Regions from separate parts of the Mus musculus genome. Here region 1 is linked to region 2. The links are chromatin loops, found by intact Hi-C in ENCODE. Cell type or tissue: left cerebral cortex. All regions are shown on one strand. Each heading gives the region's core, and the rest is flanking DNA. Links, peaks and the distances in the headings are about the cores only.

What was found. Peaks named below come from ENCODE experiments on the same cell type or tissue, not always from the same donor. Only the 100,000 strongest peaks of a DNase experiment are listed, where the experiment ranks them.
Region 1: a loop joins it to region 2, with 6 times the contacts of the local background. A loop is called at or near these places in 8 of 42 quality-filtered maps.

What each region holds. Positions count from the first base shown.
Region 1 is chr4:33,179,142-33,194,950 of GRCm38, forward strand. Pm20d2 (peptidase M20 domain containing 2) reads right to left here and starts at 10,596. Exons shown (of 7, transcript NM_001034867.2): 1 at 9,790-10,596; 2 at 7,907-8,055; 3 at 3,936-4,078; 4 at 2,564-2,718; 5 at 64-199. The coding sequence starts at 10,239. In left cerebral cortex, for the core only: CTCF peaks have their summits at 9,175 and 9,834; DNase peaks (open chromatin) are centred at 9,244 and 10,267; H3K4me3 peaks cover 1,311 bases; H3K27ac peaks cover 1,094 bases.
Region 2 is chr4:33,242,065-33,257,873 of GRCm38, forward strand. Pnrc1 (proline-rich nuclear receptor coactivator 1) reads right to left here and starts at 6,723. Exons shown (of 2, transcript NM_001033225.2): 1 at 5,884-6,723; 2 at 3,359-4,443. The coding sequence starts at 6,333. The coding sequence ends at 4,000. In left cerebral cortex, for the core only: a CTCF peak has its summit at 6,978; DNase peaks (open chromatin) are centred at 4,914, 5,697 and 6,554; H3K4me3 peaks cover 3,168 bases; H3K27ac peaks cover 2,211 bases.

The sequences.
Region 1 (15,809 bases), core at 4,962-12,961, 61 kb before region 2:
GCAGTTAAACCTAAATTGTCATTTCTCTTGCTAAAACAGCTCAGCCTGTGACAGCTTAGTTACCTGAAGGGCCATTCAGTACCGCATCTTCTGAAATGAACTCCATTCCCAGTTTCTTCCCGTTCTCCGTATACGCACTGCACAGGGTCTTATTGGGAATGACATTGTAATAATCATGTGCTTCACTTTCAATGTCTACCTAATTAAAAAAATTACAAAGCTTGAGATTAAAAACTCAAATCCACTAAGTCCAAAACCGTGACGGTTTCTAACAGGAAATGGTTTCAGGAAGGGCACTTTCCATCCCAGACATAAACTCTCACGAATCTCTTACCTTTAAAATAAAAAAGTGCATTATAAAGTCAGAGTTCCTAAATTCTACCCTGGCCAGCAAGTATCAACTTCAGTCACCTAAAAAAAGGTATAGGGAGTGCCCAGAAACTTCCGTTTTAGAACCCGAACCTCTCAGGCATTCTGATGCCGGTGGTTCCGAACCACTCTGATGGCTATTGCTCTAGATTTCAGTCTCCCATTTTTACAAGTCAACACACTTAACACAGAACTGTCCCTGACATCTCTCAGCCTTGTTTCAAAGGGATCCTTAGGGATACAGACATTTCAGTAAGCAGACTCACAATGGCCTTGCTTATTGGTGTGACATGAAGACACAGAAGCAGCCTCTATGTGATGGTGTAAATGCTCTTAACAGGTTTTGTTTTCAGTAAGCAAAAAAGCTAACAATCAAACAACAGAAATCAAACTTCTTCTGTTTTTGGCAGCATCTAAGGTAGGAATAATGGCAAACACGTTTTATAAATTAGCCGGAATATAAATTATTGAAAGGCTACTTAAACATAACTTTAAATCCAACAGTGACCTTCGCATTTGTTAGTGCACACATGCATGCATGTGGAAGATAAGAGAACAAGCTGAGGTGATAGACCTTCGGAACCCATGCTCTTTGGGTTTTGAGATTGGGCCAGCCTCTCCTTTTGCTGGGCGCTAAGTAAGCTAGGCTGCCTGGCTAGCGAGGTGCAGAAATCTACCTGTGTCTGGCTCCCCAGAGCTGGGATAATGAACGCACTGCACAACAACTACCTTTTAAAAGTGGGCTGTGGAGATCAAACTCAGGTCCTCAGCTGGCAAAGCAAGCTTTGCTGACTGAGCCATCTCTCCAGCGCCTAACCCCTTGCTCAGTGAATACGCAGATATTAGCTAATGATAGCTCATGTGTCTAACTTATAAATATTCAGATTACTTATAGTTATAAGGAAATAAGTGTTTAGTTCCCTGGGTTGTGGGAGCTTTACAGTCGGACACTCAATCTCTTTGCAAACGGCCTAAGAGGTCTACAGCCATACCACCCTGAATGTGCCCGATCTTGTCTGCAAATGGCCTAAGAGGACGTCATTACTCTTACCCATGACTTGTCCACCTGTTTATCTATGCACCACACAAGATGAGCATTGATGCATTCTTGTCTTTCCAACCACATTACCTGCCTCTGAGATCTCTTTATTGTTCATGTACCTAGAGGTATAATTGTCCTTCAAAGCTCAGTCAGGTCTGCAGTATTTCAGGAAATCCTCTTCTCGAATCCCACCGACTGGGAACTGAAGCCAGGGTTTTGAGCTCACCAGGCTAAGCTGTAGGCCCCACCTGGATACTGTCTTAACTGCTCTGCTCCACCCAACACTGTCCATTCTACTCAAGATAAAAGGTGCGCACTCTGAGGGTAACTGCTGAGACACACTACCACGTGAGCAACACTACCACGTGAGCAATGGCTACACCAAGGACAGAACAAAGGGGAGGTCCGGCTGGGATCTCTTCACAGATGTTACTCCATCTGTCCCTCACAAGAAACCTGGAGAAATGACATCATTGTCCCTATTTTTCCACTGAGAAACAGAGCCACAGAGATACTATGTTTCTAGTGGCCAAGAGACGCACATCTTGTCTCTCTAAAAGCAACATCTAAGATCTTGTCTCCCCAACCAGACTCAACAGTATTTGAACTTTATGTAACTATGAACCTCATCCCACAGCTAATACTGAAATGTTTCTGACTTCACAACAAACTCTCCTTTGCTCTCAGTCTGTCTTGACTTCCATCACAGCAAGCCATACACACATTTATATCACACCCTTGCCAGTGGCATATGCAGATACTGTCACAAAATGCCCTTTGTAGGAAGTACACAAAGTGATGTTTTAAAAAGGCAGGGATCCTAGGATGGTGTTATGCTAAGCACTCCCACTGCTGTCTGAGAAGGTGACCTACAGTAGTCTTTATTGTAAACACCGAGGAAATATGTCAGAATTAAAGGCTTTCACTTTCAACACTCATTAAAGGATGTCACATCAACTATTTAACCAACTCCTTCTGCAGATTCAAGACATCACCAGTGAGGGCAAGGCAGAGACAGGTTTCTGGCACCACCACCAGCACAAACTAAAAATCAGCACAAGAAAAAAGAGCCAAGGTATCTTTAATGCAGCAACATGAACAGCCACAGCCCACACATAACTGAGATCATAATTAGTTCTGAAAAGCTCTTACTGTGCAGCCCGTAGCCAAAGCCGCAGCTCTGAAGCAATCTTCTGCCTTTTTGGTCAGAACTTGAAGCTCCTTCATGGAGGGCGCACGGAAGTAATAGACGAGTTCAGAGTAAGAGGGGATGATATTGGGCTTCACACCACCGTTTTTTATTATACCTGCAAAAAGAACCAAACTGCTGAACTTAAATTTGATGATTTCTTTACAGAAAGTTTTGCAGGCTGTATAAAAGGGGAAATAATTTCCTGCTTAGCTTCACTGATACACGGATTTTGACATGCTGCACAACACTGTCTCCGAGAGGTCCTATTTCCCAGCTAGTAAGGGAAAACTGCCTCCGTGTATTTTATTCCAAGGAAGCCATTTAATGTTAAGGAGGTGCAGCTTGTGTTGAGGATGAAGTTCAACAACAGAAAGAACACTCGCTGCGCATGTGTAAGATTCTGGGTGTAATTCCCAGAACTGGAAAGAAAAAGGAAGAGAATCTAAATTATAAAGAAATACAGAATTATATAACAAGAAACAAACAGCACTTTAAACTTTCCGGAGGAAATTCGTCTCTGTGGGCTTTATTACAGCTGTACAATTTAAAAACTGTTTGGCCCAATCTTTTAGAATAGCATGAGGCTCTGTAACTACCCCCATATTTGAAAAACCCTATGAACCTTTTAAATGACACTTGGCAGTGGAGAACTAACTTTCATACCAATTAGAGACTGGTACAATCACTTCTCAGACCTTTGGCTATAATCATGTCTAGAAACAAAAGCAGAACAAAGACACCTAAGTGTTATAAAAATCAAAACACACATTTGTTTGGGACCACACAAAATGAGGGTATATTTGTTCCTATTAATAGCTAAAAGAGATATAGAGACTCTAATCCCAGCCAGTTGCACAACTCTGTAATCTCAGCATTTACGAGCAGGAGACAGGAAGATCATGAATTCAAGGCAGTCCTTAGCTACACAGCCTGGGTTACAAAAGACCTCATCTTAAACATACAAAAGAGAATGAAGAAGGGAGGAAGAGGAGGAGGAAGAAGAAAGAAAAACTGAATCCCCAGTCATCTAATTAAAAGTTCCACTCCTATCCCTTCTGAGGATGTGGTGTTTTGCTTTAGTTGTTTGGTTTTTCAAGATAGGGTTTCTCTGTGTAGCCCTGGCTGTCCTGGAACTCACTCTGTTACCAGGCTGGCCTCGAACTCAGGGATCCATCTGCCTCTGCTCCCAAGTGCTGGAAATGAAGATTTGAGACACCACCACCTAGCTTCCAATCCCCAATTTTTTTTTTTTTTTAAATCTAGTGTTAAGTGATTTTACTGCACTGAAACATACTGAGCACTACTTACTCTACAAATATTTGGTGTGCATACCATGAACTCTCCAGGTTGGTTTCATCTGCTGTCTTAACACAGAGAGGTTGGTATAGGCAAGAACTGCAGCGTCCAAGGCGTTCACACCCTCCCAAGGGTAAGCGGCAGCGTGAGACGCTTTTCCGTAGTACTTCACAGTCACACTAGGAAATAAAACAAAAGAAACCACTGCAAATTACTTTCTCCAGTATCAGCAAAATAAGAAAATCCAGTTAGCTGTGTATGTGCTTATGTGTTTATGTGTGAGTATGTTCCTGTAAATGCAGAGCTGGGAAGGGGTATGGGGGCATACCCACATGTGCGTGTGCATGCATGTGTGTATGTATGTGTGCACATGTGTATATGTGTGTGTGTAAGTCCGTGTGCACATGTGTATGTGTGTGTGTGTAAGTCCGTGTGTGTACAAGTGTGTGTGTGTGTGTGTGTGTGTGTGTGAGAGAGAGAGAGAGAGAGAGAGAGAGAGAGTTTGTACACATGAGTGTAACGCCTGAAGAGTCCAGAAGAGTGAATCAGAACCATGAAGCTGGAGCTACAGGACGTTGTGAGCCACCAGACGTGTGTGGGAACCAAACAAGTTCTATGGAAGTGCAGTGCCAGTTCTTACCTACAGAGCCATCTGTCAGCCCCCATGTTGGACTGTGTATTTGAAAAGCATCTGTAGCGAAAGCATAGGGATGTGGGAACGAGAATGTAGTTCCCAGGGAGTGTCTGTTTACCATGTGGAAGGCTCTGTCTTCCATTTCTAGAGAGACAGAAAAAAATGAAAGAAAGAAAGGAAAATCCAAACACAGAGATAAAGGAGATGGCTCAACAACTTAGCTCAGTGTTGTGCAAATACACAACACTGTATTAGGTGTTGGAATCACAAACATGCCTATACCCTTTAGACAGTATTGTGTGTGACAGTCCTGTGTCAAAAGCTGCAAGAACAACTCTGGTAACCCTGTCTTTAAAAGGCCAGCTGAGAGTGCTGGCTCACTCGTTTAATCCCTGCACTCAGAAAGCAGAGGCAAGCAGATCTCTGCGCTCAAGGCTAATTATAGGAAACTCCAGGCTGGTTAGGATTATATATTGAGACCCTGTCTGAAGGTCAAGGAAAGAGAAAACAATTAAAATACATTAGGACGAAAAATCCAATTAACACAACTTTATATGGTATCCTGACACTGTCAGCTATTTCTGACCAAAATTTTCTTAATGTTACAAAAAGGTTATTATCAGTAATATTTTTAAACTTTATGAATTATTATTCTACTACATAAATAGTTATCAAGGGCTAACAAGATGGCTTAGCAGGTAGATACTTGGCGCTTAGCATGAAAACCTGAGTTTGATCCTTGGGACTCATGAGGTAGAAGGAGACATCGACCCCTACGAGATGTTCTCTGGCTACCATAGTGAGTATTATGGAACACACTTGTACATGTACACACACACACACACACACACACACACACACACGATTAACAGGAGGATTTCTGAGTTCGAGGCCAGCCTGGTCTACAAAGTGAGTTCCAGGAAGCCAGGGCTACACAGAGAAACCCTGTCTCAAAAAACCAAAAAAAAAAAAAAAAAAAAAAAAAAAAAAAACTGTTAAAGGTTGTCAAATTCTTAGGCTATATAAAACACAAAGTTTAAACCCATAGTTAAAGAACAGTAAACAGGAAAAAGAATATTAATGGATCTTTGATGTCAATAGTAGTATTTTAACTTCACAAGGCCTGTTTTTGTTTAAAATAGCAGTTTATTTAGCTGATACATAATTATTTTTAAGACAAACTGGTAAGTTAAAGAAGCCGGGGGTGGGGGTGGGGGCAGCACTGTTAAGGCAGCTCAGCAGGTAAAGTATTTGCCAAGCAAGTCTCACACCCTGAAACCTAAGCTTGATCCTTGGAGCCCACATAATGGTACCAATCCCACCAGTGTCCTCTGATTCCAACATGTGTATCACGTTATGATGCATATGATATCCCTCATCATACACATACATGCTAATGATGATCCCAGCCCTCAGGAGGTAGGGCCAGGTAGATCTTTACAAATTCAAGGCCAGCCTAGACTGCAGATTGAGTTCCAGGGTGGCCAGGGCTACATAGTAAGGTGTGTGTGTGTGTGTGTGTGTGTGTGTGTGTGTGTGTGTGTGTGTAGTGTAGATATCATCAGAGTTCATCTGGTAGAATGCTTGCCTGGCATACACGAAGCCCTGCTTCGATTTCTAACTCCGTGTATAACTAGGCATAGTGGTGTATACCTGCAATCCCAGCACTGGGGAGGCAAAAGGATCAGAAGGTCTAGATCATCTTCAGCTGCATGGCAGATCTGAGGCTAGCCTGGGCTATATGAGATTGTTTAACAAACAAACAAACAAACAAAATAAATAAACCAAGCTGGGCTGGGTGCATAGTTCAGATGGCAGAGTGTTTATCTAACATGCATACAGTCTTAGGCTCATCCAACTCCCCAGCACCACACAAACAAGACATGGATACACACACCTGCAATCCCAGTACTGCAGTAGCAGAGGCAGGCAGTTCAAGGACAACCTCAACTACACAGGGAGTTCCAGGCAAGCCTGTGCTATATACCAGACCTTAATTGAGGGGGTAGAGTATGTGGAACCAATTGGGTTGACTTTAAGATCAAGACAAACATAAGATCAAGGCCTAAATATAGTCCAAATAGTCTGGGAAGCCTGCCTACCGTTTGCAGGCCTCTTCCAGCCAGAAGCACTGGCAGACATTTGTAACTTCTAATGTTTTCCAGAAGTACAGAGATAAAATTATATCTCCCTCCCCTCCCCATACAAAGTGAATCGTTTCTACTCTCACAGTAACAGTTCCAAGTTGGTATGAATGAAGATACCGCTGGGCAGTGCTATCCCAATACTTTTTAACCCCAGTACTCTGGAGACAAAGATTGGCGGGTCTTTGTAAGTTCGAGGCCAGCCTGGTCTACAGAGTGAGTTCCAGGACAGCCAAGGCTACACAGAGAAACCCTGTCTGGAAAAGTAGACAGACAGACAGACAGACAGACAGACAGACAGACAGATGGATAGATAGTTGGATGGAAGGAAGAAGGAAGAAAGGGAGAAAAATACAATTAAAATGACTACCCTTTGAAAACAAGGTCTGGTGGGGTTCAGAGAAGTGAAATTCTTGAGCCCAGCTACACTGCAGGGATAGTTCTATTATTACAACCCAGATTCCCAGCTACTACAGAACTACCCGACACAGCCCAGCAGTGGCTCCTGGGGACAGGACCATTAACCATACCACAACTGTCCCTACTCTCACTGTCATTTGTGGTTAAAAATTCACAGCAGTTCAATGCATGGTACATCCTTCTAGATGCAAAAGAGAACCCTCCTCTGGCTCCCTAGAACCAAGTTAAAAGCAGCATGAAGAAGGGCTTTCCTCTCGTCTTAACAAAACTGTCCCTTGTAAAGACAAGTCCTTATCAAAGCACAGCTGTTCTCCAGGAGCCAGGTTAAGTTCAAAAGAGAGCACAAGGGTTTGATACTCCTTTAATAGTTCAATTATGACCATAATAACAAATCACGATCAGAAGGGAGGCTGTAAAGCAAACCTCACATCCGCACTGCCCAGTTCCCAGGGTCTTCTGTGCAGTCTACACTGGCCTTACACTCTTCCTGCCTTAACCTCCTGAGTAATGAGATTAGAGGTGCGTAGTTCATTTAACATTTGAAATGTATGAATGCAGAGGTTTAGTGTCTGGCTTACCTCCCTTTTCCTAATTATGTCTGTGTATGTGGTAGGGGACTGGGGGGTGGTGCGTGCAATGGGATACCTGTGGAGATCAAAAGAAATATTCTCTCCGATGTGATGTGGGTTCCGAGGGTTGAACTCTGGTCGGTTGGTCGCTAGGCGCGCATGACAAGTACTTTTGGCCTAGCTTTGATTGTTCTGCAGCCTGTTGCCCACTAAGGAATTATCCTCAGTGTGACTACTCACTCGTGCTCGGCCACATCCGGGAGATAGGCAGCGTTCTCCTGAGAGGGATGAGCCATAAAAACAACATCAAGGTTTTCGAAGGCACCTGCTTCAATTAGATCAATTTTGCCACCACCATCTTCTTCTGCAGGGGTTCCCAGGACAATCACCTACAAGGAAATGCAGATGTTAGCAAAGAGATTCCTAGCAGGAAAACATGACATGGGTTTTAGCGCGTGTGTATTCAGGATATACACTTAAGTCCTTAACCCCTGAAGAGAAGTTATAGTCTGACATTTATACCATGAATTAAAGTATATTGTGCAGAATCATAAAATTTAATATGTATTGTTATAGTAATCTGGTATAAATGCATGCTAGAAGTGCTATAGGAAAATTCCCCCAATTTTATACTCCACCCAAGTCATAACAAAGACCAAAAGAAGTAGAATTATATGTACTTTAACATTTGCTAGGACTTATCTGTTAAAGTTTCTTCGTGGCTAAGACTGTTTAATGTATGTGTATGACAGGTATAATCAATCAGTCATGAGCTTTACTGAAAAGGATCTTGCACGTGGCCTGTCTGTTACCCTCACAAGAAGCCTGCGAGGTAGTAAGCAGTCTGCAGTCTGCATCATTTCAGGCAGGCTACAGGCGTCCCGGGTTACAAAGCAAGTCTCCAGAGCCTACAGAGCTCTCCTTCCGGTTGAGACGGACTCCTCACTGAGAAACCACCTTAAAAGTCTTAACTCATTAACCTTTCATTGACGAGCCTTAAACAACCTCAGTGCCATGGTTAGAAACCCCCAACTATTACACAAACTTACTAACTCGATTTCACCAGTTCAACCAGGAAGACCTAAGGGTCACCAAACACCTAATCGAACAAAAGAGAACTTGACAGAATAAACCTTTTACTTTGATACCTAAGCTTAACTTCTTCAAGCAATTTTTAAAAAGCAAAGGCACAGCCTCTGCATAAGATTAAAGTATTGTTAAGGTCAGGTATAAAAATACAATGAAAGCAAAGGGAATCCACTCATATTCCATTTTCTGGTAAGAGAGGAACGTTGCTGAGAACAACCACTTGAAATTTGAAGTTGGTATACTTCTCAAAGTCTGGCTTTATTTATTTTTAAATTTATAATGTACCTTAAGTTAAGCTGCTTTTTGAGGGAGGGGGTAAGACAGGGTCTCTCTATGTAATCCTGACTGTCCTGGAGCTCAGATAGACTAGGCTGACCTCGAACTCACAGAGCTCCGCCTGGCATGCACCACCACTCCTGGCCGCTAAGCCTCTCTGAATCTACTGGGCTCATTGCCAACCGCTGAGAACTTTCCTAAGTCGGTCCAGGGTCTCACGGCCCTCCTCCCCAAACAACACAGAAACCTAGAGGCCACAAGAGATAAATTGTTTGTTGCAGAGGATTACATTACTGCCACTGGCGGGTGAGCCGAGCTGAGTTGTGACATATAACCTTGCTCACAGAATTAAATACACTATCCTAAAGAGTAAACACAAGATCGGACCTGCCCAAGACAGACATGCACGACATTTTCCTGCTTAAAGAACCGAGACGCCTGTTTAATATGAAATAAAATGTACACTTAAATATGAACCTATCTACGTAGTAAATGTTTTGTTAGCTTCTCCGTTAGTTCTGCTCTTTAGTGGTTTGGCAGCCTGGTAGTTCTAAACACTGAAATTTACTATACAAATACCAATTATTCAAATCAAAATCTTTTGTTTGTTAAGTCTCCATTTATTTCCTCCAGATAGCACACGACCCAATGAGCAAACTGCAGCTGTCTGCCACCAAAAATAACCGGTCTGGTACTCCGACTGGTCTGGCACTCCGGGCTGGATCCGGCACGCCCCGCGCTGGCCCGGAGTGGCTCACCTTGACCGGCGGCGGCGCAGCGATGCTCTCCAGCGCAGCCCGCAGGCCGAGCGCCGCAGCCACCCCGACCTCGGCGATGAGGTTGTGGCCGCAGGCGTGGCCCAGGGCTGGCAGCGCGTCGTACTCGCACAGGAAGGCCACCTGCAGCGCGCGGGGCCCCGCCGCGGACTCCGGCGGCGCCCACTCGGCACGGAAGGCGGTGGGGAGCCCGAAGTGCGGCTGCACCGCCCACGAGGCGGCCGGCGGCTCGCACTCGAAGAAGCGCGTGAGCTCGCCGTGCGCGCGGTGCTCTTCGTAGGCCAGCTCGGGCGCGCTCCAGATGGCGCGGCTCAGCGCGCCCAGGCGCTCGGCCGCCTCGTCGATGCGCTCGGCCGCTCGCCGTTTCAGCAGCTCCAGCTCGGCGGCGCTGCTCGTGCCGGGCTCGGCCGGCCGCTCCACCACCGGACCCATGGCGCGGGCGTGCTGCGGTCTCTCCTCGTCCGCCCTCTGCGAGGCTCGGCGGCGCTCGGCTGTCTTATCTGACTTCGGCAACGCTCGGCGCCGCTCGGCAGTCCTTGCCAGTCCTATGCAACGCTCGGCGGCACCTTGGCAGCGCTTGGCCGCCCTTGGCAACGCTTAGCTGTCCTTGGCAGCCCTCCGCAAGGCTAGGCGCCTCGGCAGCCCTTGGCAGTCCGCACCGCTCGGCTGTCCTAATCAGTCCTCGGCCGCCCTCGGCGGCTTCGGCGACCAGCGCCCCGCGCTCGCCCACCGTACAGCACCACCCTAACTCTAACTTAACCCCCCACCCCCCAGGTCAGGAGTTGCCCTGTAGCTCCGCCCTCAAGGCTCGGCCTGGAGCTGGGGCGCCAACTCCTAAGAAGAGGAATTGTATAGGACAAGTTTTATCCAAAATTTTGATTGACAAGCCCAAGTAACATGATTTGCACAGCTTGTGTTCATAACGGGTCTAAAGTTACCCGATGAGGAAATTCAAGAAGTCATACTCTCCTTTTCCTCCAGAGTGATACAAGTTCAAAATTGTTATTGATGATACACACCTAATAATTAGTAGTCTGAGGTTTTCTTGTATTAAAAGCTTCTGCGTGTTCTTCCTATTCTACCCTCTCTTAAATTGCCACAACTAGGTCAAATAAGATACCATATATATATATATATATATATATATATATATATATATATATATATATATGATTTTTTTAAGGAGTGCACGCCTTTAATCCCAAGCATTTGGGAGGCAGAGGCAGGTGGATCTCTGAGTTCGAGGCCAGCTTGGTCTACAAAGTGAGTTCCAGGACAGCCAGGGCTATACAGAGTAAACTCGAGGGAAGTGGAAGGAATGAAGAGAAGAAAAAGGCAGACTGTAATCAATTTTTACTAGTTTATACCCTAAAACGCCAGAGTCCAGGTCACACTCTAACGTGAAAAAAACTGTCCTTAGTTAACACCCTAACCGAATGAAACTTTTCCCTAAACACAATAAATGTGATATAAATTCATGAATGGACTCACTTTCCTTTTTTAAAACTTTTTTTAACATTTTTTTGTGTTATTTTGTTTGTTTTGTCTGAATGTATGCGTGCACACCGAGTCTGGTGCCTGAGGAGGTCAGAAGAGGGCGTCAGATCGCCTGAAACGAGTTACACATGATTGCGAGCCACCCTCTGGGTGAATGGGAACTGAACCCTGGTCCTCCAGCCCCACCGTCATTTTCTTAACTTTACTCTTGTAACTCCTTTACAGGAGTCCTCCAGCATCTATGAGACTCCAGATTATTTTGCTCAGTGAACTGGCTAAAAGCCAGAATAATGTCAAAATAATAAGATCACTCACTCTGCACCAAGTGCTTTTCTGGATGTTTTAAATGTTAATACCTATTTCTCATCCCAACCTATGAGGTTTTTAGTGTGACTATTATCTTCAAATTACAGATGGGCATCCAAGATTATACAACTCACTAAGTACTGGGCACAGATTTCCACAAAAGACAACATCTAACCACTACACTTGATTGCTTGTGACATCTGAATTCACAAATCATCTATTTATATCACAATGGACACAATCATTCATCTTCAATAAATTTTTACAGCAGAGCTCTGCCAATAGCAGTGGAAATCCTGTTTGTTCTCATTAGACAGCTACACACAGGCTTGTGTATAAACTTTAGAGACAAGCTGCTATTTAGGTTGCTTGTTACAAAGTAATACTGTTGTCATCTGATGTGGTGGAAAGATAGGTAACTCTGGGCTGGGTTCCTCCTGCGTAGTCTGCCCACCCAGACATATATGTATTCAGTTTCTACTTTTGACATCATGGATTTCTTGTGCATGGTGATTTGTATTCTTGAATCTCTTTAATAAATTGTATCTTCTCTTCAGTCTTCATACTTTTTTTTGTTCCATTTTCTAGCACCTAACAGCATAGATATAACATCCCTTGTGGTGGTTTGAATAAGAATGGTCCCTGTAGACTCCTATATTTGAATGCATGATCACTGGGGAGAGATACTACTTGAAAGGGATTAGGTGTGGCCTTGTTGTGTGGAGAGCCATGCCGTGAGCAATCACCATTATAAGATGGCGCTGGCTTCCACTGTGCCTAACTAGTAAACAAGCCTTATGCGCAAGTGCAAGAGTAAATTCACGCCCAGCCACTGCCCATCTCAGGGCGTAAGTAATGGGGTGATGGGCGAGCAACTAATCGGGTGCTGTCACGCCACATCAGGTGCTGAAACGTCACGCTGCAGGCTATATAAGCAGCACCATTTTCCGGGTTCGGGTCTTCCTTATGTTGAAGCAATAAAAGCTTTGCCGTAGAAAGATCCGGTTGTCCGAGTGAATTCTTGCCAGCAAGATACTAGCTTGGGCAAGATTGTTGGAGGAAGTAAGTATGTCACTGGGGGGGTGCAGTAGGTTAAAAGCCCAAGCCAGGCCCAGTGTCTTTCTCTTCCTGCTGCCTCTGGATTGGATGTAAAACACTGAGGTACTTCTCTAGCACCATGTCTGCCTACGTGACTCCATGTTCCCTGTCGTGATGATAATGGATCAAACCTATGAAACTAACTGTAAGACATCCCCAGTAAATGCTTCTCTTTTATAAGATCTGGCGTAGACAGTGTCTCTGCCTAGCCACAGAACGCTGACTAGAAATCCTTCCTCTGTGACAGTAAATACCTTTGGCTAATTATTATTCTTGACTCTCATGGTAGCATTGTACAGCCACATCCAGCTTTTTACATGGGCAGTGGGGATTTGAACTTATACTTGCAGAGCAGTGATTTTACATTTTGAGCCATCTTCCCAGCTCAAGAATATCTTCCTAAAGCTGGGTTGGAGGTGGCATTCTTGAATGCCAGGAAACTACTCAGTATTTTTTTTTAAACTTGGTATCTTTTAACTATTCTACATACAAGTGTCTGCATTGTTTATGATACCACTCAGGTCTCTTTAAAAAAAAAAAAATCTCTCTTCCTTTACCTGGGGCTGGAGTTAAAAATGCAGAATGTACTATTAAGTGAGGTTTTTGTGGAGGGGGTTGGTTGGGTTTTGTTTTTTTGTTTGTTTGTTTTTTGTTTTGTTTTGTTTTCCTTTTGGAGGGAAGGAACTAAAGGCGAATAGAAGTAGTTCTACATAATGTATAGTTTTAAAGCATAAATACGTTTTTCTTCCCAGGCTACTCACAAAACAAGTTCCCTTCATTGGGGATAATAACGTTGAAACAGGAAATTCCTGATAAATGGATACTTTATTGGAATAAAGGGATGGAGTTTAGTTACTTCGGAAAACAGCTGAAATACCACCCACATCATACTACATATTATTTCAGCTTTCAGATTCAGACCTCCTTTTGACAAATGACAGGCTTCAGCATGGTTTATATTCTTTGGGTAGGATAAAAATAATCCTGTTTTGAAATCCCCAACACAGACCAACAAAACGTGACCTACATGAATCACAAACAGTGGGATGGGGTGGGGGGAAAGGATTTGAGGGGAGAGTAAAGGCAACGGGAAATCCTGGTGGGGAACAGTATGTAGGAGAGAAAACGATGTGACTCGTGGAGAAAATACAGTCATGTCACCCGAAACAAAATAGGAAATAAAATGCTTCCAAACGTAGATAGGAACCTTCTTCCCTGCCGTCTTCAGTTACAGTGTTTGAACCTGGACAATTCTGTCTAGCAGGAAGCAGGCCCATGGCACCATCTGGAGGCTGCTTCTACCTGAATGCTGAGAAAGAAAGACTGTGTCAGCACAGAATATTGTCTGTAAAATCTTCCTAAGCAACCCTCAGGGCACGTCACTATCTCCAGAATGGCAAGCTGAAATAAGCCAGTAACACACGAGCAAGAAACTCACATGGGCTGAGGTGTTGAAAGAGCTGGTGGCCACGTAACAGAAAGCAAAGACCTAAGGGGGCAGGTCAGAAGAAAGACCTAAAGGGGCTGATCGGAAGAAAGGCCTAAGGGGAAAGGTTGGAAGAAAGGTGAACTTTGATTAGGGGTGGAAACGCGTCTTAGTCACTGTTCTCATTCTGTGAAGAGACACTGTAACCAAGGCAACTCTTAGAAAGTATTTAAGTGCGGGCTTGCTTACAGTTTTAGAGGTTTAGTCCATTATCATCATGGTAGGGAGCATGGTAGGATACATGGTTCTGGAGACAGCTACATCCTGATCCACAGGCTGGAAGAGACTGGACCTGGCATGGGTTTGTGGAATCTCAAAGCCCGCCCCCAGTGACATACTTCCTCCAACAAGGCCACACCTCCTAATTCTTCTAATCCTATCAGTTTGACTTCCCAGGGGCCCAAACATTCAAACAGTAGCCTAGGGGAGCCATTCTCATTTAAGCCACACATGCCACTACCACATCCCCATAGAGTTGTAGCCGTTTTATAATACAAAACCACATTCAGTTCAAGTTCAAAGTCCCTGCAGTTTACCACAGTCTTAACACTGTTTAAAAGTCCAAAGAGGAGAAGGGGAGGATGGAGTGGGGAAGAACTGTGGGAGGGGGAGACTGGGAGGGGAGCAGCGGGTGGGATGTAAAGTTAAATAAATAAATAAATAAATAAATAAATAAATAAATAAATAAGAGAAAAAGTCCAAAGTTCGAAGTCTTTTCTGAGACTCATGGCAATCTCTTAATTGTAATCCCCTATAAAGCCAAAATCAAAAAGATCCCACACTACAATGGCATAGAATACACACTTCCATTTTAACAGGGAGGAAAGGGAGCATGATGAGGAAGTACTGCACCAAAGCAAGACCAAACACATCAGGACAAACTCAAATTCTGCATCTCCAGGTCTGATGATTACTGGTAGATCACCAGAGAAGACCACTCAGACAGCTTATGGCCAATTGAGGGGCTTTATTCCAGCCTGCTGGGACCACATCCAAGTATTCTGAGAACTAAGTATAACCCTGAGTGTCCAGAACACAAGGTGTTTGAAGGGAGAAACTACATCCTGGCATCTTGCTTGGGAGCTTTGGGGGAGCGAGGGCTTTGTAGAGGCAAGCAATTTAACAGAAGCTAGGATAAGCTGTTAGCTGAAGGTGATAAGGACATCTAAGAGGAGATGAGAAGACACACTGGAAGTGCATTTTTCTGTACTGACTATGCAAAATGGTATACCCAGAGGAGAAGCAAAGCATCCAGGGGGTAAGGAAACCAGGAAGGAAAAACTCAAGTTGAGAAAGCAATCCTGGAAAACACAAAATACCTCACAGACCTACGTTTATATTGGGCAGGATGTCTGTGTCCTAGTTAGGGTTACTATTACTATGATAAAAACACCATGACCTAAAGCAAGTTGAGAAAGAAAGGGCTTATTTGGTTTACACTTCTACATCATAATCCATTACTGAACAGAATGAAATCAGAACTCCAGGTAGGAGCTTGGAGGGGAAAGCTGATCCAGAGACCATGGAGGAGTGCTGCTTCCTGGCTTGCTCATCATAGCTTGCTCAACCTGCTTTCTTCTAGAACTCAGAACTACTTGCCCTGGATGGATGTCAC
Region 2 (15,809 bases), core at 2,700-10,699:
CTATGGCCTGTTGTTTGCAAGTAGGCAAGAACTCTAGTACTGAACTATATTCACAGCACACAGCCTATTGCTGGACATGGTTGTAATCCCAACACTTGGGAGGCAGGAGGACCACAAACTCAAGGCTGCCTGGTCTTGGTAGAAAGACCTGTCTCAAACTGAAAAATCAAAATGGGGGTTGGTATATCACTCAATAGTAGCACGCCTGCTTTCATGCCCAAGTCCAGAGCACTCACACTTCAGTACCATACACATTCTTGTCTTTTAGAGCTGGGTATGGTGATGCGTGCCCATAATCCAACATTTGAGAGTCTGAGGCAGGCTTCACCCTGAACTCCTGGGCTAGTTATGTGGGAGACCGTGGTTTAAAACGAAACAAAAATAACGTTTTTTGTGTGCGAGGACTGTGTGCAGAAGACATTAATGATGATACGTGACAAAGTAGACAGCCAAAGCCCCTCTACGCCTTCCAGAGGTTGGCGATGGACACTTGGGGCGAGATTCTCTTTAGGTTGAGTTGGAGCAGGCTCTGCATCATAGCAGCTGCCGGAGGTTAACTGAGAGAGTCTCAACTGAGGGGTTGCCCAGATCAGATTGGCCTGTGGCCAAGTCCGGGAGGATTATCTTGATTGATAGGAGAGGGCCCAGCCCACTGTAGGCAATTATCAGCCCTAGGCAGGTGATCTTGGTTGTGTAAGAGTGAGCTGAGCAAGTCGTGGGCAGCAAACAGGAAGCTGTGTCCCTAAAGGGTCTCTGCCTCAGTTCCTGCCTCTGGTGGCTTACCCTGAATCCCCTCAGTGACAGATTGTCACTCTGAGTTTTGTTTTGAGACAGCACCTCTCTATGCATCCCTGTCTGGCCTGAAACTTGCTAGGTAGACCAGGCTGGCCTTAAAACTCACCAAGATCCACCTGTCTCCTGATGGCTGAGAGTCAAGGTTTGTGCCATCAAGCCCAGCCCCAAATTATTTTTTGGTCGTGATATTTATTACAGCCACAGAAGTTAACTGTCTGCTTCACTGGCAAAGCTGGCCTCCCTTTCTGTAATCTCGCATGAATTACCCTGCTTCTCACCAACACTGCATTTTCAATCAGGAGTAGGGCTACGGTTGTTGTCTTCGAACTAGCACAACCAGAAGCAGGAATCTTATCAGTTGGCCACAGCCACACGATCAGGACTTGATCCCCCACTCTCACTGAGCCGGTGTTTAGTTCTTCTACCCCTTTCCAGGTCTGTTCTGGGCCGTGGTGCTAAGGGGACAGAAACACTGCAATGGAGGCTTGGATTTGTTTCTTCTCAGCATTAAAATTTAGGGCTCATCTTTGTTGTGTCAAAAAGCATGACCAAAAGCAATTTGGGAGTTTGTTTCCAGACAGGGCCTGGGTAGCCTGAACCCACAGAGATTTGCCTGCCTCCGTCTTCCTAGTACTGGGATTAAAAGTGGTGGTCAACATGCCTAGCCCTACACCCTACCTTTGAGGGAAGTCAGGCGAGAGAGGCTTAAGTTTCCCAGAGACAGACTCTATGGAAGCACTGAGTGACACTCGGGGTTAAGAATCTGTGGCCTCTGGTCTGTTGGAGCTAAATAAATCAGCTGCGATTAGCCAGCATTATTAAGAGAAAACTGCGTCACTGGGACAGGGGAGTACCTCCTGAGGGCATTGGGACAGTGGAAAATCTCCTAAAGATGAGCTGCCACAAACTGTGGTCTGGGGGGACCAAGACTGTCCTGAGGTTGGCAAAAGGTGTCTAAGAGTCTCCTACAAGGTACCAGCTCTAAAGGGATCACACTATCTTTGTCTTCAGAGTTTTGATAGGGCTGGAATCACAAAAGTGCTACCATGACCTTTTTTTGAAACAAGAATAATCTTTAACTTCTGATACTGTTTCCAACTTATACCAGTACTGAGACACAGGTTAAGTATGCATCGCTAAGCTAAACTCAAAACATTGTGTGGTGACTCCCCCATGTGTGTATCTTACTCTGTGGCTCCCTACTTTACTACTGTGTGTGCGTATGTAGTGGGTGGTATACCACAGCCAAGTGCACAGCCAGAAAACTTTCCGGTTCTCTCCTACACCTGCTGATTCATCACAGCATCCAAGACCTGCGGCTTAAGTGCTTGCTGGGCTGGGCTGGGCTGGCTGGCTGGCTGGCTGGCTGGCTGGCTGGCTGGCTGGTGAGTGAGCCTTGCAATGTTTTTGTCTTTCCCTTCCCTGCTCCCAGATTACAGGCTCAGTGGCTAGGGATGCAAGTTTAGGTCCTCATGCTTGCAAAGCCATCTCCCCCAACCCCTCCAATGTTTTAGTGGAGGGTGGTGCCTGAGAGGTCCCAGGACAACTTGCATCTACTTGTCTACCTTGTCATTTCCAGGACTTCAAGCTGGTGCCACCTGCCTTTACCCACCGAGTTGTGTTATCTACTGAGTGCTAAAATGTTTTTAAGCCTTAGCTTTGGGTATCAGAACCAAAGCCCCCAGAGAAAGAGCTCTTAAATTTCTCCCCTGGAAGTCTCACACACACAGACTATTACATTTTTTGATTATTTCTACGATGGGTTGCAGGGATCAAGCTCAGGCTTCCTTACCCTCTGAGGCGGCTTCCCCATTCCTATAACAAAAGTATTTTCTTTCACTGAAAAATGAAAGGGAAAGATACCTTTGGGAGTTCAGTTCCCAGCCCACAGAGACCTGTAACTAGAGCTCCAGAGATCTGATCCCTCCAGCCTCCATGAGCATTGCACTCACACGCACATACTGGAAGCCAAGCATTAACAGTTCATACAAAAGGAAATTCTAAGTGAGGTGAGAGTTTGCCTGTGATCCCAATTCCTCAGTCAAACAGATTAAAAGTTCCAGCCCTGCTTGGATCATGAGACAAGATGAAGGACAGCCTGAGAAACTCCAAAATAATTACTTCAAAATAAAAATGAGGAATTGTGTATTCTAGAGCTAGAGATACAGTCTACTGGCACAGTGCTTGCTTGCCTAGCATGCCCAGAGCCCTGTTTGATCCCCAGTACCTCTGATGCCCCGGGGTGGTGGTGTACACCAGTAACCCCCACACTGGAGCGAAAGCAGAAGTTCTAGGTTATTTCAACTCCAGAGCTGAGTGAGCTCAAGATACTGTCATAATTAATTTTCATATTTATAACAACCAGCTTCACTTTTGTTCACATTTCTATTTCCAAGATGGGAAATTCTTTCTCTCAGAGGTAGGTTAAGTTATTAAATTTTGTAGCAAGGTTGTTATTTTAGCATAGTCAAAGACACGAAGACAACAAATGTTCCAAGTCCAATGACACAGTCACCTGCTTACACACTCATTCAGACAGCAGGCACACACAAAAAGCCAAGACTACCTTAAAAGGGGGGAGGCCAAATTATTATTATTGATTTAAAATTTGATTACAACCAATTTTGTTGGTATTTAAAATTAGAGGTGTTTTAAATCTCCATAATGGCAATATACCAATATCCAGAAATGAAGTTTGGTAAAAACGGGAAGCTTTCTAGGAATTGCAGATTAAAAGTCAAGTTGTCAATTTAGAGCAACACAGACTCCATGATTACAGTGATTGTGCCGAATTTCACCTTCAGTAGTACATAAGGAAATTGTTCACAGTTACATCTTCACTTTTGAGATTTGACAGCTGTTCTTAAAAAAATTTCGGTACCTGTGCAAATAAACAGTCTTCCATGTGCCTTAGCACCCACTTAGACTATCTCCACTGTATATATACAAAACACCACCACAGCTGCAGGGCAAAATACATACTTTCATAACAAAACTATAATGTCCTCTCAAGTATGAACAATGTACACATAATACATGGTATACAGTATTTACAAAATATAAAATATAATACAAGCTGCTTGTGTGACTTAAGCTCATTGTGTCGGATGCTGCAACAGGGCAAGTTTTCACTGCTGTATCCGTTTCCTTTCGAGTCCAAAGGTCTGGGGAAATCGATGTTTACCACACACTGCAGACGCAAGCCTAGGTCTGCACCTTGAGGAGCGTTTTCAAGTGCACTGCCATCAGCTCCCGGCTCTGGCTGGGGTTCTCGGCGGTACTTCCCATCCAGTGACTCGGAGGCTTTGGGAGGACACTAGGGGAAGGTGGGTCACTGAACTTTGCTCCGGCGTAATTTTCCTTTTGGCTCACTTCTGTTAGAAATGCTGATTTCTTCAAATGGTTACTTTTAATGTTCTCAGTATTTTTAAAAGACTTTTTTTCCTGCTTCTGCATTCGATCGGAGGAAGCAGAATCCTGCCAAAAGTCACTTTCATTCCTTTTTGCAGAGGTGATCTTGGTTAGTGGCAAGTTGTATTTGCTTTTCTGTCTGTTTATCTTTGGTTGTTCACACAAGTGTATACCATGCACAAGCTGGCTGTGGGGAAGGGCAATTTTCTCCGATTTTCCCATCTTTGATTTTAAAACCTACAAAGGAACACAAAAGTGAGCAATTTTCAAGATAAAAGTTATCTTTACATATATTTTACAAACTTGCTTTTAAAGTCCTCTAGAATTTAATCCGGTTTTAAATAAATACGTTATGTGTGGGATGTGCTTACTACTGGATGTTCAAATGTGCACGCCTCTTATGTTGCTATTGAATTGATGCTGTTAATTATAGCATATATCAAACTTACATTCAGAAAAATATCACTTAAAAAAAACTCAATGTCCATCTTTTCTAACTGTAAACAACAGTAAGGAACAAGTGTCCTCTATAGGTTAGAAAAAAAGTTCCCGTCTGCCTTTCAGATTCAGCAACTTCATGGACGACCTTCTAAGCTCAGCCAAAAGGTCTGTAAGGCAGAAGCAGAAAGGTAAATTCCAGGCCAGCCGGGGCTACAGCCCGAATCCTAACAGGCCACAAACTTTTGCACTGTAGTAACTTTCCCAGCATAATCTACAGAAATGTGCACCAAATGAAAACACCCTTAGATCACTGCCCCTCTGATGCTTGCATGATATAGTAAGGACACAAAAACTGAGACCCAAGTACAAGGTCATACTGTCTTTCCCGTTCAAAACTGCCTCTGAAAAATAGAATCTTCTCCAATGTACAGTGAGTTCTAAGCTAATGCAAGTGCCTGTCTGAAAAACTAAAAACCAAACCAAACCAAACAAAAAACCACTTCAGGATCTAAATTCTTATTCCTCTTCATGGGCACATCTTGATCAAGTACAATTTCAGTACAATGGCTGCTTTTCGTGTCACTACCAACAAAGAATTCTTCAAGCTGTATGAAAAAGGTGGTTTCGGCTTTTGTTTTTCATGCTAAGACAACTCTCAAATCCTTTAGCCTCGACAAAACTGTATCCCAGTTATCCAGATCCGTTAACCGAGGAGTCCATTTTATAACTTCTAAAAACTCATTCAGGGCGCTGCTTAGAAGCCCCCTCCAGCGAGGCAAGCTCGTGCCGGCCTGCACAGGGCCCGGGACACCTTCGCGTCGGGCATCAGACGGAGACTCCTGCCAACTTCCCAACAGCAGTCCGACTCAGCGGATCTGGCTGTGCGTGGGTCCCGCCCGCCCGGTGCCCCACTGGGCACCGCGCCTGCGCCTGCGCCTCCGCCCCCACCCAGCACCGCCTTCATGAGCGCCCCAGAGCGCTGCACGTAGCGGGCTGACGTCAGCCCTCCGCAGGTCCCTGAGCCCCGAACGCCGAAACCCCCTGGAGCGCCGCCAAGCTTCTAAATGCAGGCTGTTGCTGGGCCGTAGCCGCCGCTCCCATTGGCTGGCTCCGGAGCCAATGGGCGGCGCCAGCGCAGCCGCCCAGCCCCCCTCCCGCTTCCGCCCCACCACTCGAGCGAGCGTCACGGAAACTTCCCTCCCGAGTAAACAGCCGCCCCGCCCCCACCGGCCCTACCTCCTTCGCGAGTGGGGGCTGTCTGTGGAGCAGGGCAGTGGCCGCCAGACCTCGCTCCTCCTGCGCGACGATTGGCCCCGGCGCCGGGCTGCGACCACCCTCCAGGCTCGGCCGGTGCTGCTGGAACTGGTGGAAGCGGCTGGGCAGCTGCCCGGCCGGGCTGGCCCGCACCTTTTTCTTCCGCCGCTTCTTGGGCGCCGCCCGCGGGGCAGCCGCCGGGGCCAAGGTGCAGCCGGACGGCGCGGTGGTGCGAGGCGCGGGCGCCAGGCACGGCCCGTCCCCCCCGAGGAAGTGCGGCAGGAAGAGGGTGGGTGGCAGCGCGCGCGGGTCCGGAAGGCGCGGCAAGGGCGGCGGGGCCGGGTTCACCATCGGGAGGGCCCCGAGGAACCCGAGCGGCGCTAAGCGGCCGCTCAGAGCGAGATCTCGCTGTGGGACGGAGACGACGGTCATGGCGCGGGGACTCGGCAGAAAGGCGGGGAGCAGGAGTCACGGGGCGGCGGCGGAGGCTGCTGCTGGAAGGTTCGGAGCAAGGACCATGACTCGGGCGAGGCGGCGCAGCAACAAATAGCGCTGGCCACCGCGGCCAGTGTTGTTACCCGAGGCCCCGCCCCGTGCCCGCCCACCTCCCTGCGGCGGCCCAATCCGCGTGCGCCTGCCAGGCCACTCCCTCGGTCCCGCCTCCGCGCCCCGAGGCAAGACACAAACAAGCAGCCTGCTGCAGCCCTTCACAAAGAGCGCACGTTGCGCAGGCGCGCCCAACGGGCTCTTACCGAGAGTGTCCCGTGAACAATGAAGTTCGACTTCTGCCTCACCTCCCTGGCAGCGATCCTTTGGGGTAGCCTGGGGGTGGGGCAGGGGAGGAGGAGGAGAGAGGCGGTGGAGGAACTAGGAAGCTTCTGACCTCCAGAAAGGACTGCTTTGTAGGTTTTCGATTTCAGCCCTACATAAAAATTTTAAGAGATTTCGGAGAACACTAAGGATTTATTTCACTAAGGATTTACAGCACTGGTGAAGATCTGCCTCCATTTAACCTACAGTGAAATTTGGCTATGTGGTTTCTCATTCGGTTTTCCGACGCTGCCAATTAACCCTGGTGGTGAAAATAAAAAAGGGTTTACTGAAGGATTCTTCAGCTCATCAGAAGTACTCTATAATGCCGAAAATGGGCCTTTAATTTTTTACTGCCTTTATAGCTAAAGATCTCTGGGAGTCTCTTGAGATCTCACATTGCCCCTGAAACTTGATGCTGCTGCCAACCAATTGGCCTTTGTCCCACCCAGAGAAAACAGCTCTGCTACAGTTGCTAGCTAACTGGGTTAACAGAATTCTCTACTCACAGTTTAATACAGAAAAGAACTGTAGACACCAGTTACCAAATAGGACCTCAGAACCAATTTCTGTAATTCATCTTGTTTGAAACATACTTCTTTAATGATTGGGGCTTTATTTATTTAGTTTCCTCTTTTTTCTTTCTTCGAGATGGCGTTACTCTTTGTGTAGCCCAGGCTGTACTCTGTACTCGATCTGTAGACCAGGCTGGCCTCGAACACAGAGATACACCAGTCTCTGCCTCCCTAGTGCTGGGATTAAAGGCCCATGTCACCATTGTCCAATAATTTTTTTTTAATCATTTTACAGTAAGGCATACAAGAGACTAAAGAATTAGACACAAATCATTAAAAAATTAACAGAAGAATCTGAACTCTGGTCTAGGTATGGCAAGGTCAAGACCTGTAACACTAGCTCCTGGAGAGGCAGAAGTAGAGGATGGGAAATTTCTAGTGTAGGGAATTTAATGAGACTCTGCCTCATAATAAAAAGAGCAGGGCATCTAGATGGATCAGTGAGTAATTAAAATGCTTGCTATATAAGCCTAGCAGCCTGAGTCCCATCCCTGTAAGCCACCTAAAAATGAAAGACAGCCAAAACCACAAAGTGGCCCTCTGACTTCCAAACACATTCTGCCGCAAACCTGCTTCCACTACACACACACACACACACACACACACACATAGACACACACACACTGTGAGGAGAACAGAAGATGGGAATGAGCTAGGAGGTTAGAGGCAGGGAATAGTTCCATTGTCTTTGGCCAGCAGTAGGGAATGTCTTTGTTCTCAGGCTAGAGATCCCAGAAGGGAGCCCTGACATCTTACTTCTTTCTACACAGCCACTCCCAGTACATTGATTCTTTGATAGTGAACAGATGATGGTGAAAGTCAGGAATATCCATTCCTGATTTCAGTTCAGACCTTTTTTTTTTTTTTTTTTTTTTGAGACAGGGTTTCTCTGTATAGCCCTGGCTGTCCTGGAACTCACTTTGTAGACCAGGCTGGCCTCAAACTCAAAAATCCGCCTGCCTCTGCCTCCCAAGTGCTGGGATTAAAGGCATGCGCTACCAAGCCGGGCGATTTCAGCCCTTCTTGTAAATGATGTCAGGGTGAGCACTTCTGAAGTGGTAGTCGTTGCATGCAGTTCCCTTGATCGGGACTCTGTTGAGGCTCATCAAGAGACAGCTATCTCCTAGTCAAAGTTTGGAACCCACCACTTGCCAGAGTAGAAAAATGACCTTTTGGTAACTTCCTTTTCATCTCTTTTACTTTCAGATTCTGGACTCCGGAATGCTTTCCCGGGCACTCTGGGATTGTTCACTTTCCTCTGAAGCTGTCTAACCCCTTTCTCCTTGTGGCCCCTTACAAAAAGACGTTTTTCTCTCCCTCTTCTCCATCTTTTCTCTCCAGACAGCTGCTGAGATTTACACCATGCCTGCCTTACAGTCTTGGGAAAAAAACAAAACTAATAAACTCCTTGAGCTTCTGTTCTAAACTACCTTATTAGTGAGACTAAGAACCCTGAGTGAGAGCTTCAATTTCCCTGGTAGTGTGTGACACCCAAAGGTGACTCCTCAAAATGTCTAGTAACAATAAGTAAAAAACAAATGTTTTTAATCTTACACAGGGTCTTGCTATATAGTCTTCCCTGGCCTGGAATTCACAATGTAAACCAGAAACCAGACTAGCCTTGAACTCATGGAGATCTTCCTGCCTTTGCCTTCCTGTTGGTGGGCTTAAAAGTGTGAGCCATCATGCTGGAAAGGCTGGCCTCAGTGCTGAGATAGGCACTTCCTCCCTTAGAAGCACAGATGGCTTGGTGGCACATGACTTTAATCCCAGTACTCAGGAGACAGCGGCAAGTGCATCTCTGAGAACTCGAGGCCAGTCTGAACAGCAGTGAATGGAACATCTAGATCTACATAGTGTCTTGAAAAGATCCAAAACAACAACAAAAATAAACACCACAAAGCACAGCTCTGATGGTTATCAACTGTGTTGTCTGTCATACTTCGTTATTGGGTTTGTTTTCATCTTATTTCTTCGAGGGCCTAACTAGCTTGGAGCTTACTATATAGCCACGTATGACCTTGAACTCTTGATCCTACTGTCTCCACTTCCCAAATGCTGGCATTAGGGGTCCGAGCCATCATCCCTAGATGACAGTTGATTGACAATTTTAGGAAGCCACAGCCTTACTCTCTCTTAGTCTTATAGGGCTGTTCCCAATAACTCTTAAGCTAGGTAGTAGCAAATGGTGCCTAAAATATTTAATTACTGATAGCAAGGTTGATCATGCTGACTATACAGAGTAATACCTAACTATACAGAGTGATAACTTTATATATATTTCATCATGATTAATTGCTGGGCTTTATCTCTGTAGACTTGACTGATTTTTATGTTTGTAACAGTTCATGGTAGGTGATCATGTCCGTTGGATGAATGGGAATCCAAAACTGGAAAAGAGCTTACAAAGCCTTTAATTCCCATCTTTGATAGTCAGCTGTGGGGACTTCGTGTAGTCCTTTGGAGGCAAAGCCAGGAGATGCCCTGAAAGTTTGAGACTAAGCCGATCTGCACATAAGGTTCCAAGTCAGACAGTGCTAAAGAATGACACCATTTCCAAAAAGCGGAAATAAAACTCAGCAAGCAAGTCTTCCGCCCTGTGAATTGAATTTGATTCAGCAACCCGTGAGGAGAGTACGTAGCCACAGCTGATGAAGAAGAGCAAGAAGAAACGCTAGGCTAGATCCCTCACAGGGGCGCCTCCAGTCTTGCAGTTTAGTTCCTTCCAGATGAAGTCAAGTTGACAACCAAGAGTAGCCAAGGAGGGAGAAGCCTCTGCTTTCTGCCTGCTTGCTCTCACCTTGCTAGCAAGTCCATTCCTTCGCTGGCACTGGAGCCGACTTCTTAAGATTCCAGCATACACTGAGGGCCAACGGAGACATCCAGCCTTGTGGACTGAACAACTACTGGACACCTGAACTTTCTGTCAAGAGGTTTTAGTCAGTCTGAGCGAGCAGCAAGTTTACAGCCAGCTTGTACTCTAGGAGAACCTGTTTCAAACGTATGAAACCATGACTGAGGATTTGAGTCAGCGGCATTCAACCTATGGGTAGCAACCCCTTTGGTGTGTGTGTGTGTGTGTGTGTGTATGCACGCATGTGCACACGTGTCAAATGGCCCTTTCACAGGGGTCACCAAAGATCACTGGAAAACATATTTACATTCAGTTCATAACTATCAAAATTACAGTTATGAAGTAGCAACAAAAATAACTTTATGGCTGGGGTAACCACAACATGAGGAATTGTATTAAGGGACTGAAGCATTAGGGAGGTTGAGAACCACTGATTTAAGTAGTAAAGTAGTTGCCTGGACTCAATCTCTCCTGCCACAGAAAGAAATTAAAATGAAGCAACTTTATTTTCCTGGTATTAGAATATTCAGTTCAATCGTTTCTCCCCATTACCTAAACCTTGGAGAAAAGTAACTCAGAAAACAAAACCAGGGCCAGCGAGATGGCTTGGTGGTCGAAGGTACCTGCTGCCTGCTGCTGCAACCCTAACAACTTGAGTTCAATCCCTGGCATAGCATGTAAAGGTAGGAGACAAGCCATGCCACCAAGTTGCTCTCTGACCTACACAGTTGCAGCATGACATGAAGACCCCTCCCCCACCAATTGCAATAAGTAAAACATAAACTAGTAAATTAATAAATTTTCTGTTGTATCATTTAAAAAAAAACCCACAAGAGCTGGGTATTGTGGCACATGCCTAGCCACTTGGGAGATAAAAGCAAGCAGGAGAATCACGAGTTCTAGGTCATCCTTGGCTTCGTAATGAGTTCAATACCAGCCTGGGTATATGAGACCCTGTCTTAAACAACAACGTAAGTCCAACTGAACCCAAAGAGAGACCAACAAAGTGTCTTATAGAGCTAAAGACCAAATGAAGCCTCCTTCAAGGGACCCCGAAGGAACTGCTCATGTCGGCATTCTGCCAAGTCAAGTTTCAGTATTGGTGATGACTCAGTGCTACAAATGCAGTATCTAAAATGATGTAATTATCACTGAGATTCAGGAGAGAACAGCTAGAGCTTAGCTTAACTAGTAAGTTAGTGTGTTACAGTTATTCTTAATATGTGCAGGTGTACAACGTGATTGATTTAAATATTGATGCTAATATTTTCTTGTTTGATATGAGATCTCACTACTATCAGATCTCTATACCGACCTATGGTTTTTGAAACAGTCTAGCTCAGGCTGACCCTGGAATGTTTAATCCTCCAGTGTCAGCCCTCCAAGTGCTGGCATTCTGGCACACCACCATACCTGACTATATTTCCTTTACTTCTCCTGTTCTTTAACTATAAAGTTCTCTGAGTCACAATGTCCTGGTTCTCTAAGCCTAGTCAAATTATTCATTCTTTTGTGGCTCCCACTAGGTTAACAATTCATACTTTTTATACAAAGTCTATAATCAGAGTCCATCTGTCTGTGTCTGTGTCTGTGTCTCTGTCTCTCTCTCTCTCTCTTCTCATTTTTTAAAAGACAGGTCTCTTTATGAAGCCCCAGCTGGCCTAGAATTCACTATATAGTCCAAGCTGGCCTCAAACTCATGATCCTCCTGCCTCAGCCTCCCAACTGCTGTCATTATAGGTATACTCTACCATGCCCAGCTGGGTCACTGAAGGCTGAATAGTAACAAAAGGAATTGTAAGGCATGGAAACAGCAGCAGGAGCTCCTTTGTGTTAACTCTTGTCATGGTGACAAAACATGCTCAGAGAAAACACTCCTGTACAGAAGAAAGGTTCATTTGGCTCATGGTTTCAGTCCCTGGTCACCTATGGTGGCACAAAGCATCAGAGCAAGAATACATGTCAGCAGAAGCCGGAGGGGGGGGGGACATTACCACCTTAAGAGCTTGCCCCCATAATCTGCCTTCTTTCGACTAGGGCCCTACCCCTAGAGATTCCACTTCCCAATAGCACCATAGGCTGAGGACCAATCCTTCAACACACAGGTCTCTGGGGGGACATTCAAGATCCTAGCTGTAATGAGCTCTAATGAATTATCTCAGCGTATCAAGAGTGTAGTGGGTGAGGAACATGAATCTCTAGGCTGAAGGCACACAAATTGTGAGCACACTAGTTGGAAATATTCCTATACCAAGAAACATAATGTTCAGAAAAGAGATGAACATTAAAACCCTTTCAGAGAGAAACAGGTCTCACATGAAGCATTAAAACCTGGGTAGTATCATCACAGAACTTGGAAGTTAGAAGACAATACAAAAATGACTTCGGCATTCCAAAGGGAAGTGGGTACCAACATAGAAGAGTGCTTCTCCCAAACTACCAAGCGTAAGGGCAGAATCAAACTTTTTCTAGAACGTAAAGCCTAAGAACGTTGCTCTCAGTCAGTTGTCTTAGGAAGCTATTCTTTGCAGAGGCCAACCCTGAAAGAGAAAGGATGATGCTTCTCTCAGGAAATGAGTGAAAAGAATTATGGGTAAGACATTGAGAGGTGATCTTAGTGTAAAGGCTGCGCAGAAGGCCTGGAGAGGCCAGACCGAGGCAGAACTGACTGTTGCTAGGGTAGGTGTAGAGGAATTTCCTCCTAATTGATTAAATAATAAAGACGACAAGAAGCCAATCGCTGGGCCTTCCAGATCCAAGAGAGGAAATGGGAAGGCAGGAGGAGGAGACTTCCTTTTCAGCTGCAGGAACAAGGCAACCAAGATGTAAGGTGAGGGTGGGAGGCTATTAGTTCAGGTAGCAGAATCCACCAGGATCTGCCACCTGAAGATTTCTAACATAGAATACTTGGTGAATTTAGGATGCTAGATTCCACACCCAACGATTGTGTTGATTCTAAGCTAAGATTGTCCACTGTTTTCCACGTCAAGTCAATTCAGCTGAGCTCCAGGGAAAGGCAACCACGGCAGAGCAGGCAGAGTTTCACCCCGAGTAAGTGTATGAACACAAGCTGTTTCGTTGACTATTGTCTAAGAGAGCTGTTTTCTAAAGAAGCTATAACACTGAAAATCTGTCACACTGAAATCTTCAGGGAAGACTATTTCTCCCCCAGTCCCACCCATTCTGGCTCCATCCTCCCTACCTGGTATACAGCAGTGCCTGGACACCCCGAGGGACGAAATAGAAAATGGAACCACAATATAATACATTCTTTAGGATGCTTTGTTGCTTTAGTTAATCCCCACTGGTGGAAAAATGTGGTATTTTAAATGCTTTATTTAAAAATATACTCAAAGAAACTGGAGCGGTGGCTCAGTGGTTAAGAACAGTTGTAGTTCTTCAAAACAAAACAAAACAAAACAACAACAACAACAACAAAGACTGAGGGATGAAGAGGCAGCTCAGAAGTTCTGAAGAGCCTTGACGGCTCTTGAGAAGACCTGGGTCCATTCCCTGAGTCCACATGGCAGCTCACAACCGTCCTCACCCAGGGTTCCAGGGGATCTGACACTCTCTTTTGGTCTCTGCTGGCACCAGACACGCACAGGGTGCACAGACATACATTTAGGCAAACCCCTCATATTCATAGGAGAAAATAAAGAAAACTCAAGTTCAGCTCCTAGCACCCACATCAAGCAGCCCACAAGTGGTTGTGACTCAAGTTCTAGGGGTACTTGGCATTGTCGGCCTCCTTAGACACCCACCTCAGGAGTATGCAGGCACACACACATATACATAATTAAAATGATAAAAGTAAATTTAAAAACAAATTTTAAAATATATTTCAAGATCTTGACCAAGTAGCCAACATGTATAATCTCAATATTTGGTAAGAAGACCAGGAATTCAAGGCCATCCTTAGTCTCCTAGTGAGATCAAGTCCTGCCTGGATTATATGAGACTCTGTGTCAATTTTAAAAACAATCTTAACTCTTGAGAAGTTGAGATAAGGAAGATTGCTCATGAGTTCAAAGCTAGTCTGGGTAACAGGGTGAGTTCTATTCTAGCCAAACATACATAGTGAGCCTTTTTCTAAGAAAAAGAAAGGATAAAAGGAAAGAAAGAAAATAAAAGCAAACAAGTAAATGTCTTTAAAAGGGTTTGGGTGGGGGTGGGGTAAGTTTGGAGAGATGGCTTAATGGTTTAGAGCATCTGCTGTTCTTGCAGAGGACCTGGGTTCAGGTCCAGTTCTCAGCATCCACATGGAGGCTCACAACTATCTGACATTCCAGTTCCAGGGGGTCCGATGCCCTCTTCTGAACTCTGTGGGCACCAGGCATATATACACAGGGCACACGGTGGTCATAGGATGGTAAAGTAAACAAATAGTCTCCAAAACAAATAAAAAAAGCTTCCCATGTATTTTCTGTTTCAATATTTTGGGGGAACCAGCCTTACATGATAAAAGTTAATTAAGGGGGTAATGGAGAGAAAGTACATGCAGGTATTTCCTACACGTTCAGTAAGAACCATGGAATGAATGAATCAGTCCGTCCTTCCTTCCTTCCTTCCTTCCTTCCTTCCTTCCTTCCTTCCTTCCTTCCTTCCTTCCTTCATCCCTTCCTTCTTCATTCCTTTTGTTTTGAGAAAAGATCTCACTGTGTAGCTCTGGGTAGACTAGCTTGGAATTTGCTCTGTAGATGGAGCCAGCTGCCCTTGAATTCTCAGAGAGCTGCCTTCCTCCGTGTTCTGAGTACTGGGATTAAAGACACGCACTACCATTTTATAAATGTTCACTCACTAAAACTTCATGTGTACTGAACACTATAGCACACTTGAGATCTGCTGGGTTAAACATGGCATTCATGGTACCAGGACACTTTTTTTTTTTAAAGATCTTATTTTTATATTTTACTCCTGATATAGGTTCTAGAATCAAGCTCAAATTCTCTAGAAGAGCGGCAAATGCTCTTAACCACTGAGCCAGCCTATCTCTTTGGCCTTGGGCACAAGACACTTAAGTAGTCATGTTGAGCAGTAATGCAACCCCTATCCCATCATTATCAAATGCAGTAGCTACAGTCCTTTCCTTAGCATTCCTGAGAAAGCCTAGAAGCTTCTGAGGACAAAAGCTGTACTGTCTATTTACTGAGTCACTCCCCTGAGGCCGAAGACTGGGTTCTTCCAGGACACCGGAGAGCAGGTTGACCTTCCTTGCCTGTTTTCTTTGTCCCATGCAAACATTGGCACTGAGGTGGATTTGTTGAGTTTAACTTGTCCGTGGGGGTGGGGTGAGGGAAGGGCTGATAGCCAGGACCTCACACAAGTCCGGTACCACGGAGCTGCACTTATATTTACACATCTTTAATATGTCCTCCGTGCTTACTGATAATATGTGATGTGATTTTGTTACTGGAATCTCTCTCCCATCCCCTCCCCCGGTCCCTGGTAATCTCTGGAAAGAACTCAGACACAGAATGTGGTGGGGAAGACAGGCTAAGGTCACCCACTGAGAAGCGCACACAGTACACTTTCAAAGATACCAGGGGACAATGTCCAAAGAGACCACACTGCCCCAACCAGCACATCAGACCGAGTCTGTACTAGTTTCTCTTCTCATGAGAACAAACCCCTTCCTTTCAGGTCAGAGTCTAAGTGATCGATAGGTC